Linked DNA regions of Homo sapiens: region 2 is linked to region 1. A link is an interaction called in ENCODE POLR2A ChIA-PET data of the cell type or tissue named here. Cell type or tissue: PC-3. All regions are shown on one strand. Each heading gives the region's core, and the rest is flanking DNA. Links, peaks and the distances in the headings are about the cores only.

Region 1 (7,179 bases), core at 2,969-5,468:
GCCTCAGGAAGAACCAGCAAAAGACAGTCCAACGAGACTTACCGAGATGCTGTTCGAAGAGTCATGTTTGCTCGATATAAAGAACTCGATTAAGAAAGGAGACAAGTTCCATGGGATACAACCTCCCTCTTGTTTTGTTTGTCTCTCCTTTTCTTTTGTTACTGTTCTTGCTGCTAGAACTTTTTTAAATAAACTTTTTTTCAATGTGATTATCTTTTTGTTATTTTTTTTTCCCAGAGATGGGTGGGAGTGGGGCTACTGGTAGGAGAGAGAGAGTGCTCCCTGTCTCTACTAAAAATATAAAAATTAGCCGGGCATGGTGGTGGGCGCCTGTAATCCCAGCTACTGGGGAGGCTTAGGCAGGAGAATCACTTCCAGGAGGTGGAGATTGCAGTGAGCTGAGATTGCGCCACTGTACTTCAAGCCTGGGCAACAAGAGCAAGACTCCATCTCAAAATAAAATAAAATAAAATAAAATAAAATAAAAGGGCTATATAAGGCCAGGTACGGTAGGTGGCTCACTCCTGTAATCCCAGCACTTTGGGAGGCCAAGGAAGGCAGATCACTTGAGGTCAGGAGTTCGAGACCAGCCTGGCCAACATGGTGAAACCCTGTCTCTACTAAAAATACAAAAATTAGCTGGGCATGGTGGTGCATTCCCAACTACTCAGGAAGCCAAGGCAGGAGAATTGCTTAAGCCTGGGAGGAGGTTGCAGCGAGCCGAGATTATGTCACTGCACTCCATCCTGGGTGACAGAGCAAGAAAAAAGAGGACTATATAACCTATAAGCATGTTTTTGTTTTGTTTTAAATTTTGCTCTATTTCTTTGGCTATGAGAGCCTATTATAACTTTTAAAAATCCTGGCCTGGCATGGTGGCTTACACCTAAAATCCCAGCACTTTCAGAGGCTGAGGTGAGAGGATCATTTGAGCCCAGGAGGTTGAGGCTGCAGTGAGTGCAGTGATCACACCACTGCACTCTAACCTGGGCAATGGAGTGAGACCCTGTCTCAGAAAAATAAAATTCCTCAGGGTTACATATCACAGTACTAAAAATTTCACTTTGCACATGTCTCAAGGGAAGAATGTTTCTTAGGAAGAGAACTGAGACCACCATTTGGATAGCATAAGGCAGGTCAGATCATCTTTATCAGAACTATTTAGCTGTAGTGTCGTGGTGAGAAAGCAGCAATAGGTAATCTGTAAACAAGTGGTTGTGGCTATGTTCTAATAAAACTTTATTCACAAAGACAGAATTGGCCTGTGAGTTTTAGTTTGCCAACCCCTTGCCTAAGGGAATGGTTTGTATACAGAAGGCTGGACCAAGGAGGGCTGAAATATACTCTGTTAAAGGTGGGTGTGGCAGAGGGTTTGGGAGAGATGGGGAGTGAGGAGTGGGAGAGGTTAGGGAGAATATGCTAAGAAGAAAACATGAACAGGAATAGTAAATCTGAATTTATTTGCCATGCTGTGTCCAGATCTAATTTTTCTCTTTAATAAGTCTTTATTCCTCCAAAAGGGAAAACAAACAAAATCAGGAGCACATTAGCTTAGAAACTGAGAGCCCCATGTTCTGGGCCTTGCTACTACTAGTGCTGCATTACTACATAAGATGGGCCATTTGAATCTATCAGCACTAGACAAGTGCACTTTAAAAACCCTTCTGATCTAACGATGGTCTGCAGATTCATCTGTGAAGTAACTCATTACTTCCTGTCTGAGTAGGTCAAAATTCTTTTTGGAAGCTGGTCTAGTTTTGTCCTGAACTGGCCAGACCAGGTTTTCCTTCTAACCCTATGTCACCTGACTAGACCTGTCATGAGCTATGGAACACATTAAATGCTTCACTAATGAAGTTGTTAACTCAACATAGGCAGCATCCAATTATTAAGTGTTGGTATATGTTTTGAAAGCTTAGTCTACTTGTCACTGGGGATTATAGCAAGACTGATGTTGGCCTCTGCCCATATAACTCAGTCCACTGGGAAAAATGGACATTGAGCAATTACTGACAGAATGAGACCCTCAAGGGAGAAATACGGTATGCTATGGAGACAGCATGACATAGACTTGTTTTTTGGTTTTTTTGAGACAGAGTCTTGCTCTGTCGCCAGGCTGGAGTGCGGTGGCACAATCTTGGCTCACTGCAACCTCTGCCTTCCAGGTTCAAGCGATTCTTCTGCCTCAGCCTCCCGAGTAGCTGGGACTACAGGTGCATGCCACCACACCTGCTAATTTTTGTATTTTCAGTAGAGACAGGGTTTCACCATGTTGTCCAAGATGGTCTCGATCACTTGACCCTGTGATCCGCCCACCTTGGCCTCCCAAAGTGCTGGGATTACAGGCATGAGCCACCATGCCTGGCCTTTTTTTTTCTTTTTTTGAGATGCACTTTTCACTCTTGTTGCCCAGGCCGGAGTGCAATGGCCTGATCTTGGCTCACTGCAACCTCCACCTCCCATGTTCAAGCAATTGTCTTGCCTCAGCCTCCCTAGTAGCTGGGATTACAGGTGCCCACCACCATGTGTGACTAATTTTTGTATTTTTAGTAGAGATGGGGTTTCACCATGTTGACCAGGCTGGTCTCGAACTTCTGAGCTCAGGGTGATCCGCCCACCTTGGCATCCTAAAGTGCTGAGATTACATCTTCCCTGAAGTAAGTGTTTAAGCTCAGATGTAGTTTGGCCCATGGCCTAGGTTGGTTTGTTCTTCCTAGTTTAACTTTTCCTTTGTAGTGGAGATTTTGCTTTTGGAAATAAGGTCTGAAATTTTTTTTTTTTTTTTTTAACTTTAACTTCTGGGATACATGGGCAGAACGTGGAGGTTCGTTACGTAGGTATACATGTACATGTGCGTGGTGGTTTGCTGCAACTATCAACCAATTATCTGGGGTTTTTTTCTTTGTTTGTTTGTTTGAGACGGAGTCTTGCTCTGTTGCCAGGCTGGAGTGCAATGGCGGGATCTCGGCTCACTGCAACCTCCACTTCCCGGGTTCAAGTGATTCCCCTGCCTCAGCCTCTGAAGTAGCTGGGACTAGAGGCACACACCACCACGCTCCGCTCATTTTTTGTATTTTAGTAGAGACGGGGTTTCACCATGTTGGCCAGGATGGTCTCGATCTCCTGAGCTCATGATCCACCTGCCTCGGCCTCCCAAAGTGCTGGGATTACAGGCGTGAGCCACCACGCCTGGCATCAACTAGGTTTTAAGCCCCGCATGCATTAGATATTTGTCCTAATCCTCTCCCTCCCCTTGTCCCTGTGTGTGTTCCCCTCCCTGTGTCCATGTGTTCTCATTGTTCAACTCCCACTTATGAGTGAGAACATGCAAGGTCTGAAATTTTTTTTCCTTTTTCTTTCTTTTTGAGATGGAGTCTCTCTCTGTTGCCCAGGCTGGAGTGCATGGCGCGATCTCAGCTCACTGCATCCTCTGCCTCCCAGGTTCAAGAGATTCTCCTGCCTCAGCCTCCCGAGTAGCTGGAATTGCAGGCGTCTGTCAGCATGCCCAGCTAACTTTTGTATTTTTGGTAGAGGGGGGGTTTCACCATGTTGGTCAGGCTGGTCTCAAACTCCTGACCTCAGGTGATCCACCTGCCTTGGCCTCCCATTGTGCTGGGATTTACAGGCGTGAGCCACTGTGCCCGGCCAACGTCTGAATTTATTATATTATTTTATTTATTTATTTATTTTTCCCAGGCTTGAGTGCAGTGGCACGATCTCAGCTCACTGCAAGCTCCGCCTCCCGAGTTCATGCCATTCTCCTGCCTCAGCCTCCCAAGTAGCTGGGACTACAGGCGCCCGCCACCATGCCTGGATAATTTTTTGTATTTTTACTAGAGATGGGGTTTCACCATGTTAGCCAGGATGGTCTCGATCTCCTGACCTCGTGATCCACCTACCTCTGCCTCCTAAAGTGCTGGGATTACAGGCGTGAGCCACCGCACCCGGCCATGAAATTTTTAATACACTTTGTTTTTTGTGTTTTTTTTTTTTTTGAGACAGACTCCCTCTGTGTTATCCAGGCTGGAGTGCAGTGGCAAGATCACGACTGACTGCAACCTCCACCTCCTGGGTTCAAGCAATTTTCCTGCCTCAGCCTCCTGAGTAGCTCCGACTACAGGCACATGCCACTACGCCGCGCTAAGTTTTGTATTTTTTTAGTAGAGACTGGGTTTCACCATGTTGGCCAGGCTGGTCTTGAACTCCTGACCTCAAATGATCTGCCTGCCTGGGCCTCCTAAAGTGCTGACATTACAGGCCTGAGCCACCATGCCTAGCCTTAATATACTTTTAAAAGCAGTACCAGCTGGGCTTGGTGGCTCACACCTGTAACCCCAGCACTTTGGGAGGCCCAAGCGGTGGATCACGGGAGGTCGGGAGTTCGAGACCAGCCTGATCAACATGGAGAAACCCCATCTCCACTAAAAATACAAAATTTGCCAGGCATGGTGGCGCATGTCTGTAATCCCAGCTACTCGGGAAGCTGAGGCAGGAGAATCGCTTGAACACAGGAGGTGGAGGTCGCCTTGAGCCGAGATTGCACCATTGCACTCCAGCCTGGGCAACGAGCAAAACTCCATCTCAAAAAAAAAAAAAAAGCACCTGATAGCTTTTTTTTTTTTCTTTTTGAAACGGAGTCTTGCTCTGTCGCTCAGGCTGGAGTGCAGTGGCACGATCTCTGCTCACTGCAAGCTCCGCCTCCTGGGTTCACTCCATTCTCCTGCCTCAGCCTCCCCAGTAGCTGGGACTACAGGCACCTGCCACCATGCCCGGCTAATTTTTTTTTTTTATTTTTTAGTAGAGGTGGGGTTTCACTGTGTTGGCCAGGATGGTCTCAATCTCCTGACCTCGTGATCCACCCACCTCGGCCTCCCAAAGTGCTGGGATTACAGGCGTGAGCCACCGTGCCCAGCCTTTTTTTTTTTTTGAGACAGTCTCGCTCTGCTTGCTCTGTCACCCAGGCTGGAGTGCAGTGGGGCCATCTCGGCTCACTGCAACCTCTGCCTCCCAGGTTCAAGCAATTCTTGTGGCTCAGCCTCCTGAGTAGCTGGGACTACAGTCACGCACCACCATGCCTGGCTAATTTTTGTATTTTTAGTAGAGACGGGGTTTCACCATGTTAGCCAGGCTGGTTTCGAACTCCTGATCTCAAGTGATCTGCCCACCTCGGCCTCCCAAAGTGCTGGGATTACAGGCATGAGCCACCACGCCCAGGCCTGAGAGCAATAATTTAAGCCTACTCTTAGAATAACCCTGTATGGCAGATGCACCTGAATGTGTGTTCCCAACTAGGGAATCTGGGAGTGACCAACTAGAGCTTAGTTCCTTACCTATAATAAACATCTTAGCCCCTAGTCTGTCACATGGAACACGGGACATACAGGAGATTGAGGCCCTGAGTTTTGGGGCAAATGAAGTTTGCTAGGTGGAGGTCATTATGGAGAGAGTATTATTAAGTGAATATGCTATATACGCTGCATGATGTTTGCAGGCGGTTGCGGTTTTCCTGCCCAGCCCACTGGCACTGGGCCATGCGGATATGTTTTCCTGTTATCCAGCCGTCACCAGTGGACCATTTCTTTCTTTTTTTTTTTTTTTTTTGAGACAGAGTCTCACTCTGTCGCCCAGGCTGAAGTGCAGTGGCGCGATCTTGGCTCGCTGCAACCTCCTTCCCTCGGGTTCAAGCGATTCTCCTGCCTCAGCCTCACGAGTAGCTGGGATTATAGGCACCTGCCACGGCACCCAGCTAACTTTTGTATTTTTAATAGAGACGGGGTTTCACCATCTTGGCCAGGCTAGTCTTGAACTCCTGACGTCGTGATCCACCTGCCTCGGCCTCCCAAAGTGCTGGGATTACGGGTGTGAGCCACCACGTCTGGCCACCACTGGACCATTTCTGTACGTAAGGTGGTTCTCCTTTCCAGCCCACTGCCACTGGGCTCTTTTCTCTGTATGTAAGCCCCTAATATAAGGTTGGAGATAAAGTATTCACGGTTTTTGTCATTTAAAGTAATAAAACCTCACATTTCATTTGCTGGCTCTAGGTCTCTTCTTCAGCCTCTTGAACCTGGTTCCTTCCCTTGTTGACGTTAATAGGGTTTCAGCACAACACTTGGGTACTGATTAAAGTAAGAATGGGGGTGAAAACTGTCACCCTGTGATGTCCCTGGGAAGTTCCCTGAGGCTTTTGATGCCGGAGCAGAGATCTTCAGTAATTTTCTTCACTACTTTATCCCTAGGGCCTGGCACAGGGCCTAATGATAATGGCACAGGTACTCAATAAATGAATAAATAATGCTGAGCTCATAGATTTATAGAAAATACTTGTCGGATTGAATTTTGATTATATCTCTTCCTTAGTTCATCAAAGCCCATCTTTGACAAAAGAAGTCATTTGGTTTCTTGGTATAGGCAAGAATTCTTTCATACAATTTTTTCTTCTTTATCTTCTAGAGCAATAGATCCCAGCCTGGAACCAAAACATGTGAACCAGTCTCTTCTTTTGCCAAGTGGTAGGAGATTTTTTTAAAAAAACATGATCATGATTTCATTAAAGAGGGGAACTTTTTTTTTCACATTCAGAAACTAGAAAAGACAATCTTTTTTTTTTTTTTTTTTTTTTTAATTGATCATTCTTGGGTGTTTCTCGCAGAGGGGGATTTGGCAGGGTCACAGGACAATTAGTGGAGGGAAGGTCAGCAGATAAACAAGTGAACAAAGGTCTCTGGTTTTCCTAGGCAGAGGACCCTGCGGCCTTCCGCAGTGTTTGTGTCCCTGGGTACTTGAGATTAGGGAGTGGTGATGACTCTTAATGAGCATGCTGCCTTCAAGCATCTGTTTAACAAAGCACATCTTGCACCGCCCTTAATCCATTCAACCCTGAGTGGATACAGCACATGTTTCAGAGAGCACAGGGTTGGGGGTAAGGTCACCGATCAACAGGATCCCAAGGCAGAAGAATTTTTCTTAGTACAGAACAAAATGAAAAGTCTCCCATGTCTACCTCTTTCTACACAGACACGGCAACCATCCGATTTCTCAATCTTTTCCCCACCTTTCCCCCCTTTCTATTCTACAAAACCGCCATTGTCATCATGGCCCGGTCTCAATGAGCTGTTGGGTACACCTCCCAGACAGGGTGGTGGCCGGGCAGAGGGGCTCCTCACTTCCCAGTAGGCG
Region 2 (6,526 bases), core at 141-2,640, 180 kb before region 1:
CTGCCATGCCCATCCTGATGGTGAGTTACCCCCATTCCATCCTCACAACCACCCCGTACATCTTTTTTTTTTTTTTTTTTTTTTTTTTTTTTTTTGAGACGGAGTCTCACACTGTTGCTGGGGCTGGAGGGCAATGGTGTGATCTCAGCTCACTGCAACACCTCCCGGGTTCAAGAGATTCTCCTGCCTCAGCCTCCCGAGTAGCTGGGATTACAGGTGCTCGCCACCACCCCTGGCTAATTTTTTGTATTTTTAGTAGAGATGGGGGTTTCACGATGTTGGCCAGGCTGGTCTCGAACTCCTGACCTTGTGATTAGTCCGCCTTGGTCTCCCAGAGTGCTGGGATTACAGGCATGAGCCACGGTGCCTGGCCCACCCCGTACATCTCACAGATGAGGAAACAGGCTCAAGAGGTTTGGTCTCTGGTCCAAGGCATCATAGACCCTCAAGAGGAGAGCCCAGTTGGAAGTCTCAGCTCCGCAAGAGTCTTCTCCTGCCCCCTGCTGGCTCTTCTCTGACTCTCTGTGTGCACTTCAGCAAACCCTGTCTCCTCTGGGCTTCGGTTTCCCCACTTGCATAAGGGGCTGAATGCTGGAGTTAATTGGCCAGCACAAGGTTGGGGACATGGTCCTTCTCCCTAGACTCCAAAGGTCTGCCTGTACTCCTGGCTGCTTCCTATACCCCCCTTCAGGGTACAAAAGGGATAAACCAAACCCCTACAGCCTGGGTGCCAGAACTAAGTTCTGGAAGCTAGGGGGTACTAACCTCTCCCCTGCTTTTAGCAAGGGGGTGTTTTTGGGGGCTGCAATCACGCTCCAGGGGAGGACTGTGGAAGCTCTGGGAAACCAGTACACCAGGGTATGAACTCGCGGTGTTGGAGCTGAGTGCGAGGTGCAGACGGGGCTCAGTAGCCAGCCCTAGGTGCTTAGGACTCTCTCTCACCAGCCCGGAGGGCACTCCTCGAAGCAGGAGCCTCTGAAGGCTCCATCAGACCACAGAGGCTTAACCCAGTCCTGAGACCTCAGCACTGATTAGTAGCCCTGGAGGCAAAAGTAGATGTGGAGCTGAGCCTCGAAACCCCATACACCTTGTGCCTACAGCTTGGGGTGGGTGGGGACTGGGATTTTGTCCTCACTTGAGGCAGGAAATCGGCTTGGCTTGGCCCGAGCCGGAAGGCTGCCAGGTGTTTCTAGCATGACTCAGGGACAGGTGGGGCTCTGAAGGGGAATAGAGCCCTACCTTAGTCAGGCCCACACCCTAGCCTGCTTGTCCCTAGCCCCAGGACCTTAGCTCTACGTTCCCAGGCTTAGGTAGGGGCCCCCAGCTCCTGAAAACACGTAAGTGTCCAATGTCCCATGGAGGACAGGCACCAGCTCTGAGTCCCTCAGGCCTCCTGAGGCCAACCACTATGTGGGTGCTGCCCTAGTGGCTGCATGCCCAGAGTTGCTGGGCAAACACTGCACGGGGTGATTCACACACCTCCTGGGGGCCTGGCCAGCCTGTGAGCAGGGACCAAGATTAGTCTTCCTGGAGCCTGGCACTGCCCAGCCGTGCTGGGTGTCTTCTGACCCACTGACCACTAGGCAAGCTGGGGAGAGGTTCTGACTCCCCATTGGGAAGGAGAAGGGGCCAGGCAGGCCTGCCCAGGCCCAGACAAGGAGTCCCCAACCCTAGGGCCTCTCAACCCAGATGTACTCAGCAGAGGGAGGGAGGCTAAAGACCCCCAACCTCACATTGGGTGTAAGTTCTCCCATCTCCGAGGCATCAATAGGAGCGGAAAGGAGTCTTTCGAGAATGTCACAGCAGGCCCAGGGCCACAGGATGATAGCTAGAGAATCTAAGAACAGTAGCTGTGGGTCCCATTCCTTGGTCCAATCTTACTGCTGTTGCCTACACGATGGCTGGAGAGAACCTAGATAGAGTCTGTGGAAGGAGCCCCCAGTTCAGCACAGGCTTTGAGACTTCCTGCCTGGGGTAGGGCTCCAAATACAGTTAAAAAAAAAAGTCTGGGATGGACCAATTCCAACCAGCCCTTCCTAGGCCTTTACTTATCCCCAGATGTTTATAGTTGCTTGCACAAGACTAGAGTGAGGCTCCCAGAACCTTCTAGAACCAAGCTGCCATTCCATGAGTTCTGGGTACTCCCCCAATCACCCCCAATCATGGCAAAAACGTTAGTGAAGCCCAGGACATGCAGGCTCCCTAACAAGCTCCCAACTTCCAAGGCCCAGGAGGCTCCCTGGAACGTGGTGGCTGGCAGAAGGATGGGGGTGGGTGGGGGGAGGGGGTGTGGAGGAAGGGGAGATTCTCTGACAACTCCCGTCCCACCCCCTTTGGAAAGCAGAGCAAAACAAGGGAAAGTGAAACTGTTGGCAAGCAGCTGTGAGTCTGTGAATCTGTGAGCATCTCCCTGTGTATTTGTGCGTGGTGGTGGTGGTGGTGGCGGGGGTGGGGGAGGGGAGGGGGGAGTGCTATTTTTCTGCGTGTGTCCCTGAGGATATGGGTGGTGGACAAGTAGGAGGGAATGCCCATCATTCTACCCAGCATTCAGGAGCTATGCTAACAGAGACACGGTTATGTAACCCTATCCTCACATAGCCAGGGAAACTACCTAAAAAACCAGAGGCCATGATGGGCAGGTAGGGGAAAGAGCAAGATGAGGCAGCCACAAGGGCCAGCCTGGGAGCTAAGCCTCCAGTGTAGCCTTTGTCTGGCTGGTTTCTCACACCACCCCAGCACTTAGGAACTGGGTGAGAGAGAATGCTTCTTTCCGCCTGCCCCCCCACCGCGCCCCCAGATCCCCTCAGTGATGGAAGGGAAGCAGCCTGTGTTCAGCCATGTGCATGCAGCTCACAAGTAAGGGCCCCTTCTTTCAGCTTACCGGGTTGGGGCAAAAACTGGGCGACTGGAAGAAGTCGAGGCCTCGCCGGAGGCCTGGATGGACTGGGGATTCACAACAGCGCTCCACACCCTCATCAATTAGTGTGTCCAGCAGGTCAATGGGGAAGGCACAGACGACAGAGTTGGGGCCCACGCCAGGACCACCATCCTTGCCAGTCACAAAGACCCCAAATAGTACTTCCTGGCCCTCGGCGATGCTCAGCTCAGTGGCAAGTTGGGCACCCACTGGAGCGGAGTGGGCCACCCGCAGCACAGGGTAGGGCTGTCCGCCTTCTGGGGCCCCCCGGCGCCTGCGTTTTGGAGCAAATCTGCAGTCGAGGACCAGCTCCCGATAGTCACCCAACTCTGGCTCAGTGGCGCTAAGCCGTGCCAGGCGTGTGTGCAGGGCACTAGGATCATCTGTCACGCTGGCCGGCTGTACAGTCAGGAAGTATACGAAGGCTCCCGTGTGGAAGCTGTGCACGTATTCAATACTGTAGGAGACAAGATGCTTGGGCAGCACTGACAACGCCACAAAGCCCGGTGCGAATCCCGAGGCGTCAGCCTTGAGACGCCTGATAGACACTGAGCGTGGGCTGAAGCTGGCAGCCACGGCTGCGTCCAGTGAGGATGCCACGTAGAAATAGGAGGCCTGGCCTTGCTCAACCACAGTTACACGGGTGCCCAATGGGCTGGCCACACAGTCGGGGCAGTCATCGGGCCGGTTATGGTGGGCTGAGAAGAGGCAGGCTGGCGCTGCCAGATGCACGGCTGTCCCTTGGGGCTCTAGGTCATGCAGGAAGCAGCGGCCCTGCAGGCTGGAGCCACAACTGACCAGCGCAGGCAGCGCGGGATCCAGCACCAGCACCTTTGTGTCTGTGTCACCGGGAGGGCCGTGGGGTCCTGGGCCACAGGCTGCACACGTCTGGCAGCCAGGGTCTCCAGCAGGGCCCGTGGCCAGGCTCTGGACAGACTTCAGGTCAGGCCCAAGCACATGCAGGCGATTGCGTATGGCTACAAACACAGCACTCTCATTTCTGTCGCCCTCGTAGGTCACCATGGCCTGTACCAGGCCTCCGGCGGAGAAGCTGGGCACCACGTACTTCACGTCAAAGTCGCGAGAGGCCGCGTAGGGGGTGCGCGGGCACTGCCAGTCCTCGCCCGCCGCGGGCTTGGCAGGCAACAGCAGCAGCAACAGGAAGGACTGAGGCAGCGGCGGGAGGAGCTCCATCGAGGCGAGCTGGGACCCTAGAGGATCCCTACCGGCCTGGGCCTGGACCTGGGCGTGGGCCTGGCTGGGGGCCCGACTCGAGGTCTGGACTGGGCCAAATTTAAGCAGCGGTCCCGACAGCCCCAAGATAGCGGACCCCCGCCCCAGGTTCCTGTGAAACCCAAATCCCTTCCCGGCCCTCGGGTCTGAGCACCTGACGCCTGCGGACGCACGACAGCAACGCCCCAGCCGCCTCACCTGCCGCCCCAGCCGCCGCTGTACACTGGCGCTTAGCGCTCAGCCGACCCGAGGGCGCCGGGCTGGGCGGGCGGAGTCGGGCCGTGGGGGCGGGGCCGCGAGGAAGGCTTGGCCTAGCCCAGGCCCTCCGCCCATCCGACTCTTCCGGCCCTTGGAGGCCTGGCTCCTGTACCTTCACCTGGCGTCTTGGCGCCTTTTTCTCAGCGGCCTGTGGGTGGATGTGCATGGTGTGGCCTGGAGAGAGGTGAGCCAGTCTGAGCCGTCCCATCCCATCCCCCCACTACCGACTGGTTCGCAGCGAGAAGGGGGGCAGGACACTGGGCTCTTTGCTTGCGGTGGAACTAGTTTGCACTTAGTAGCAACACCCTCAGTGGCTGGTGCCCAGAGGTGGCCTGGGGGCCCACCATGTGGAGAACAGAGACCAGGATTGTGTGGAAGACCAGAGGGGAGATGTGGGGCACTTACAAGAGATGTTATGGGGCGCCACCCTTTGTGGGAAAGGACTGTCCTTTTTTTTTTTTGAGAAGGAGTCTTGCTCTGTGGCCCAAGCTGGATTGCAGTGGCGCGATCTCGGCTCACTGCAAACTCCGCCTCCCAGGTTCAAGCGATTCTCCAGCCTCAACCTCCTCCTGTCTCAACCTCCTGAATAGCTGGGATTACAGGCGCGCACCACCACACCCGGCTAATTTTGTATTTTTAGTAGAGACAGGATTCACAGTGTTGGCCAGGCTGGTCTCAAACTCCTGACCTCAGGTGATCCGCCCGCCTCAGCCTCCCAAACTGTTGGGATTACAGGCGTAAGCCACCGCGCCCGGCCGGGACCATTCTTCCATGTGCTTCTCCTGAGCTATCAGCGACAAGATGGTGTCAGAGGAAGGTGTGTTATGCCCTGCTCTCCCAGGGCCATAAGGGTCTTAGGATGGGATCTGGCCTTGCTGACTGGACCTCAGAGTCAGAGAGGCACGTAAGTGGAGGCCCATACCTCCTCTGCAGCCTCAGTATATGGAAGCTGTATAATGGGGTCCACAGTATGGGCCTTGGGGACTCCCCCTTCCTTCCTGGCTCTACCCAGTGCCCCCCTGATATGGAGGAATCATGGGCTTTGGCTCTCAGGACACTTCCAACATGCTCTGTAGGCCTTGCTGGATCTTATTCTCTTCAATGAGAATGTAGTTCTGGGCTGGGCACCGTGGCTCATGCCTGTAATCCTAGCACTCCTTTGAGGGGCCAAGGCAGGAGGATTGCTTGAGGTTAGGAGTTCAAGACCAGCCTGGGCAACATAACAAAACTCAACAAAACAAAAAAACTGCTAAAAATGTTTTTAAAATAAAATATGTGACCGGGCGTGGTGGCTCACGCCTGTAATCCCAGCACTTTGGGAGGCCGAGGCGGGTGGATCGCTTGAGGTCAGGAGTTCAAGACCAACATGGTGAACAGACAGATCTGGCCAACATGGTGAAACTATCTCCACTAAAAACAAAAATTAGCCGGGCGTGGTGGTGGGTGCCTGTAATCCCAGCTACTAGGGAGGCTGAGGCAGGAGAATAGCTTGAATTTAGGGGGTGGAGGTTGCAGTGAGCTGAGATTGTGCCACTGCACTCCAGCCTGGGTGACAGAGCGAGACTCCATCTCCAAAAAAAGAAAAAGAAAACGTAGTTCCGACTAGGTGATTTCCCAGAGTTCTCTCTTCTGTTTATGAGGAGTGGGGGTGGGGGAGCCTAGTCCCACACTTGGATCTCAGCAGCTGCCCCTTGGTAACTGGTCCCCCAACACTAGACTGAGGCCCCTGGGGGACAACCTTAGCCTGACAGACCCCTCAGTTAGATAGGCCTGGACCCTAGAAGACAGGGAAGGTCCACAGGGTGGGTCTGGGCTGTGAACTATGGGCCCCAAGGCTGTAGATAAGGAGGCTGGGGGAGAGAGGAGCCCTCAGCCCAACAGGATTTAGCCTGGCTTGGGGAGCTATATCTCCTCACTCCCCTTTCAGTTCATACTTCTGTGCCTGCATCCCCTTCCTAACCTGACCTTTGTAAGTGCTGTTCCTCCTTCCAGGAGCACTCTTTCCCTTTTCTCCTTTTGCCACCTAAATGGCACCTCCTCCAGGAAGCCTTTTTGATCCAGACTTTGCCAGTCCCCTCTCCTGGGTCTCACAGACCCAGTGCTACACTCACCCCAGCA

The links. ChIA-PET counts read pairs that join two places held together with the same protein. Peaks named below come from ENCODE experiments on the same cell type or tissue, not always from the same donor. Only the 100,000 strongest peaks of a DNase experiment are listed, where the experiment ranks them.
Region 2: POLR2A ChIA-PET joins it to region 1 with 15 read pairs; 7 of 35 experiments call an interaction of 5 or more read pairs at or near these places.

Annotation. Positions count from the first base shown.
Region 1 is chr3:50,077,041-50,084,219 of GRCh38, forward strand. It overlaps RBM6 (RNA binding motif protein 6), which reads left to right. Exons shown (of 21, transcript NM_005777.3): 21 at 1-209. The coding sequence ends at 93. Among named protein-coding and RNA genes, the nearest start is that of RBM5, 8.3 kb to the right of the region's middle. RefSeq lists enhancers at 5,185-5,685, 6,523-7,087. In PC-3, for the core only: no CTCF peak of the experiment used is centred there; no DNase peak of the experiment used is centred there.
Region 2 is chr3:49,899,499-49,906,024 of GRCh38, forward strand. It overlaps MST1R (macrophage stimulating 1 receptor), which reads right to left and starts at 4,375. Exons shown (of 20, transcript NM_002447.4): 1 at 2,882-4,375. The coding sequence starts at 4,111. RefSeq lists enhancers at 2,726-3,399, 3,400-4,073, 4,710-4,759, 4,748-5,420, 6,395-6,526 and a silencer at 4,300-4,519. In PC-3, for the core only: a CTCF peak has its summit at 535 (motif pointing left); a DNase peak (open chromatin) is centred at 1,283; H3K4me3 peaks cover 2,171 bases; H3K27ac peaks cover 2,500 bases.